Regions from separate parts of the Homo sapiens genome. Here region 1 is linked to region 2. A link is a contact called in ENCODE Hi-C or POLR2A ChIA-PET data. All regions are on one chromosome and are shown on one strand. The core of a region is the stretch at or near the end of the contact, and the rest is flanking DNA. Distances in the headings are between cores, read along the strand shown.

Evidence for each region. Hi-C counts contacts between places; a loop is a spot of excess contacts on that map. ChIA-PET counts read pairs that join two places held with the same protein, here RNA polymerase II (POLR2A). Pooled maps may share reads with other maps.
Region 1: a loop to region 2 is called in a map of Calu3, with 4 times the contacts of the local background. The contact joins two enhancer-like sites. A Hi-C loop is called at or near these places in 2 of 168 maps with a recorded cell type or tissue (Calu3 and PC-9) and 6 of 50 pooled maps. POLR2A ChIA-PET finds 5 or more read pairs at or near these places in 5 of 52 experiments (HepG2, PC-3, Panc1 and 2 more).

The regions. Positions count from the first base shown.
Region 1 is chr3:172,561,567-172,564,266 of GRCh38, forward strand. The region is part of intron 3 of LINC02068 (long intergenic non-protein coding RNA 2068); the gene reads right to left. Among named protein-coding and RNA genes, the nearest start is that of LINC02068, 33 kb to the right of the region's middle. Within about 2 kb of position 1,370, at least 17 of the 41 ENCODE cell types and tissues checked have a DNase peak (open chromatin) inside an H3K27ac peak, as active enhancers do; they include PC-3, PC-9 and Panc1, where a contact is called at or near this core.
Region 2 is chr3:172,622,440-172,625,139 of GRCh38, forward strand. No RefSeq gene overlaps it. Among named protein-coding and RNA genes, the nearest start is that of LINC02068, 28 kb to the left of the region's middle. Within about 2 kb of position 1,417, at least 7 of the 41 ENCODE cell types and tissues checked have a DNase peak (open chromatin) inside an H3K27ac peak, as active enhancers do; they include PC-3, PC-9 and Panc1, where a contact is called at or near this core.

The DNA of each region.
Region 1 (2,700 bases), core at 120-2,619, 61 kb before region 2:
GTCCCTACCAAAAATATAAAAAATTAGCCGGGCGTGGTAGCGCGCACCTGTAATCCCAGCTACTCAGGAGGCTGAGGCAGGAGAATTGCTTGAGCCCAGGAGGTGGAGGTTGCAGTGAGCCGAGATTGTGCCACTGCACTCCAGCCTGGGCAACAAAACAAGACTCTGTCTCAAAAAAAAAAAAGTTTAATAGATTTAGTGTAGCCTAAGTGTACAGTGTTTATAACGTCTACAGTAGTGTAGAGCAATGTCCTAAGGCCTTCACATTCACTCACTCAATCATTGACTCTCCCACAGCAACTTCTAGTTCTGCAAGCTCCATATACAAGCATAGCATTTTTATCTTTTGTATCATATTTTTACTGTAACTTAACATTGTATTACAATAGCCAGCAGTATTTAGTACAGTAACATGCTGTACAGGTTTGTGGCCTAGGAGCAATAAACTATAGCCTGGGTCTGGAAGGCTATAACATCTAGGTTTGTGTAAGCACAATCCGATATTTACACAATGACAACATCACCTAATGACACATTTCTCAGAACACATCCCCATCATTGTTAAGCGGCACATGATTGTATTTTAATATAGTCTCTGAAAGTGGCAGTGCTCTGGGAACACTTATATATAAGGTCGCCAATATCTGGTATGAATGAGTGAGTTTGTCAAAGTGTTTTTACCATTGACTGAAAAGATCTACAGAACCTGAAACTCAAGAGTCATCAGGGGCAAATGGAAAACATTTTTGAGAAGGAGGAAATGAAGCTCAACTTTACCCATTTTAAAATTGAGGCTGGGCGCAGTGGCTCACGCCTGTAATCTCAGCACTTTGGAAGGCCAAGGCTGGTGGATCACCTGAGGTCAGGAGTTCCAGACCAGTCTGGCCAACATGGTGAAATCCCATGTCTATAAAAATACAAAAATTAGCCGGGCGTGGTGGCGAACATCTGTAATCCCAGCTACTTGGAAGGCTGAATCACTTGAACCTGGAAGGCGGAAGTTGCAGTGAGCCGAGATCGCACCACTGCACTACAGCCTGGGCGACAAGAGCAAAACTCTATCTCAAAAAATAATAAAAAATAAAATAAAATAAATGGAGCCACAGCTGGCCTTGATGATGAACATCAAGTCAGTATGGCTTAGTGCAGAATCCTAATAACAATGGTCCTGTCTTGCTAAAGAAGTAAAGCAAGCAAAGACCCCATAATATTACCTGCATTTATATGTAAGAAGAAGGACAAAGAGGTTTTTTTTTTTTCTCAAAAGTTGTTTTAAGATTCATAGGCATCCAGCTTTCACTTTTAAAATTAATGTTAACTTGTTTCCACAAAAAGTGTGAGGAAATGAGTCAGGAAACAGTAAAAGGGCGGAGTGGGAGAGTGGGGGAGAGAGAGAAAAGAGACAGAGAGAGAGAGAGAGAGAGAAACTCATCTGAGGAATAAGGCAGGGTGATTACGTCTGAGTGGTTTTACTATCCTACGCCTGGATTTCCTGAGACGGAAAATTCCAGGAATAGGAGCTGCCTTGAGAGCTTCCTATTGGCATTCTTTCCTATTAATTTGGCTTTTCGCAAGTTATTAGGCAACTTAAGCTGTTTAACTTTAACAATGTTCTGTTTTTCTGTGGTTTCTGGATTATGTAATACCTAACCAAAGAATAAACAACCAAAGAAAATAACTTTTACTTCATACTTTGGCAAGTGTATTCAAAAGGCAAAGATCTAGATCTGAGAAACAGTTTGGTAAAAGTTAAGGTGCAATCAGAAAACTAAGTGTCACAGAAATGAACTTATTGGCCACTCAGGGAGGTTTTCAAGGTGATATATTTTCAGTGAAATGAATCATACATGTTTGTACGGTCACTGGTCAAAGTGAAGGTTACTCGGTAGAAAAGCAATGTTGTTTTGATTGTACTAGTCTGATGGTGAGAATGCCCCTGAATTCAAATTAAAGAAATGTTTATTGCTGGTGCCTACAGCACTGATATATGACTTTGTTTTGCAGTTGAACTCAGGTCACCTTTCTTGCTATTGGGAACTTATTTTTCAACCCAGAAGATAAAAGAACAGATGATTTAACTGATATTAAATAGAGGCTCTTATTACCTTTTGTGTGGTCACATTTTGACCTGAATTGAACCTATGAGAAATGTAAACAAAACTGTATATACGTTTAAATGTGAAGTGAATTCTTCAGGCAGAAAGCACAAGGTTATAGCCATAATGTAGAAGAAAAAACAATAAAAAGGCAACCCCAAAGCAGGTACCACCCTCATAACTGGTTTGATTTATGTGATCTTGGAGATGATTGCCACATATAAAATGCAGATAATAATAAATATTTATCTACCTGCCTCATGGAGACTCACACGAAGTACTGATGGGCGCTACTTTCACAGTAATTTGCCTTCTTTTCACCTTAACCTTGCTAAGCGTTATGCTAAGTGCATTGTATTTTATATCTATTCTTCTCAACTATTCTGCAACCTGAGTGTCCTCTCTCTCCTCTCTCTTTCTCTTTTTTTCCTCTCTTTCTCTCTCTGTCTCTCTCATAGAAGAAGAAATTAAAACTCAGAGACTATAAGTAATTTTTTTCAAGGTGTAAGTGAATGATTGGAGATCACAAGACTGAGAACAATAGACTATTCTTTATGAGGAAATACAGGCTTTGGATTGATTCTCTTTTCATTTGGTTATTTTA
Region 2 (2,700 bases), core at 167-2,666:
AGTCAATTAATCCTCTTTTGTTCATAAATTACCCAGTCTCAGGTATTCTTTATAGCAGTGTGAAAACACACTAATACAGAGCTACTATTTCTGTGTCACAATTTCATTATATTTTTTGTTTAATTATAAGCTGTTTCAAGTATTTGGGGGGAGTAAGAAAGAGGTTTAGATAAAATGACTTTTAAGATGGGGAACACAAAACCCCAATAAAAACTTAAATTTACCGAGATATTTACTGGCAGAGCTGGAACTGGGATTACAGTTTCCCAAATTTTAGTTCATGATATTTCCTCTCTTCTACATGAAATGAATGGTGAGGTTTTCCTTCTTAATCATTTTATGTCTGTTTTTAAAAATATGGCAGTTCCACAAACATCGTGGCTGGATGTTGTTTGCTGGAACCTGTGCCCCAGCTTTTGAAGGCCACCCCTCCCTGCCTTATTTGTTGTTTTCAAAGGCAGTTTTTCTATAATGCAGTGCTGGGTGCCTGGGGTTTGCCAGCAAACAGAATGAAAAGATAAAGGTCGTATATTTCCTGCTACACTAAACGGTCCCTCAAAAATGCAGACCACCACTGTTCTGTCAGCCTTTCTGCAAAGGGATGGCAAATATCTACCTTGAATAAAAGCATGTTAAAAAAAAATAAAACACTTTGGCAAGCAGAGAGGTGAGTCATATTTCAACAAAGGATTAATGCAAGTCCTGTTTTGTTTGTTTTGAGAACTCAGTCATTTTTTTAATCAGGTAGTTATGAGAATTTTCAATTCTATTTTATAAAAAACAACCCAACTTAATCCTGTGATGAACTATGACTTTTATTGACCTTTTACAAAAAGTACAAGAAAGCTATTGATAAATCTTTTCTTTCTTTTTTGTAAAAAAAAAAAAAGAAAAGAAAAGAAAAGAAAAAGAATCCAGATGAAACACAAAACACAAACCGCAGTGTATGGGATGGCGAACGTCGTTGACTTTCAAGGCGCCCTCTACTGGCAATGGCTTTAAATTTTTAAATGTCTATTATATTATAGGCTTTGGAATTTCACTCTTTAACCAAATAAGATTTTCAATACATTAGTAGAAAGAAAACTCATGCAGGAAAGAAAGCCCCAGATATTTTATCTCAGGAATATAAATAAGCGAATATATACAAAAGTATCAGGCATTATTTTACATATCCTGAAAACTATGCGTTGTTAATAGGAAGAAGAATGATACAGTTGGTTGTTCATCAAAGATTTATTGAGCGCTTATAAGAGGCACCATGTCAGGCATTGGGGTCACAGAGGTGAGGCTGACGTGACCCCCACATCAAGGGTCCTAGTCTTGTGAGGGAGTCAGACCTACCTGCAGACAATTACCATGTCATGTGTGGAGTGCAGTGTGAGACCCGAGGAACGACCCCTAAATCCTCCTGAGAAAGGAGTTAGGAAAGGCTCCTGGAGGAGGCTGGCAAAGAAATACAAGAACAGTGAAAAGCACTCTAAGGAGAAGGAAGGGTGTTCGGTAAGAGAACATGGCGCATGTGCGGAACACGAACAGAACCGCGGTAATAAGTTCCGGGTTGGCTAGCTGTACCACAGCACGATGTGCAGGGACGGCCAGGAGAGGATGCTACAGAGCAGCAGCTCTCAAACTTTTCAGTCTCAGGACTTTACAATCTTAAACATTATTGAGGACCCTTCCCCCTCCCCCACGAAGAGCTTTTGTTTATGTGGGCTTCATTTATTGATGTTTACTTTTTTTTTTTTTTTTTTTTTTTTTGAGACGGAGTCTCGCTCTGTCGCCCAGGCTGGAGTGCAGTGGTGTGATCTCGGCTCACTGCAAGCTCCGCCTCCCAGGTTCACGCCATTCTCCTGCCTCAGCCTCCAGAGTAGCTGGGACTACAGGCGCCCGCCAGCACGCCCGGCTGATTTTTTGTATTTTTAGTAGAGACGGGGTTTCACCCTGTTAGCCAGGATGGTCTCGATGTCCTGACCTCGTGATCTACCCGCCTCGGCCTCCCAAAGTGCTGGGATTACAGGCGTGAGCCATCGCGCCCGGCCGATGTTTATTTACTTTTAAGAAACTGTTGGATGGGCATGGTAGCATGCACCTGTAGTCCCAGCTACTTAGGAGGCTGAGGTGGAAGGATCACTTGAGCCTGGGTGGTCGAGGCTGTTTGCCAAGATTGTGGCACTGCATGCTCCAGCCTGGGTAACAGAACAAGACCCTGAGGAAAACAAACAAAAAAAGAAGGAAGGAAGGGAGGGAGGGAGGGAGACTAAAGCTGATAAATTTGAAATGTAGTTATTAATGTATTTAATTACATGTTATCTTAAGCTCTATTTTACGAAAGAAATCCTGAATTTTTCAAATACAAATTAGTGAAAAATGTGGCGTTGTATTATATTTTTACAAGTATCTTTTTTTTTTTTTTTTTTTTTTTTTGAGACGGAGTCTCGCTCTGTCGCCAGGCTGGAGTGCAGTGGCGCGATCTCGGCTCACTGCAACCTCCGCCTCCTGAGTTCAAGTGATTCTCCTGCCTCAGTCTCCCGAGTAGCTGGGACTCCAGGTGCGCGCTACCACGCCCAGCTAATTTTTGTATTTTTAGTAGAGACGTGGTTTCACCATGTTGGCCAGGCTGGTCTTGTACTCCTGACTTCAGATGATCCACCCACCTCGGCCTCCCAAAGTGCTGAGATTACAGGCGTGAGCCACCAC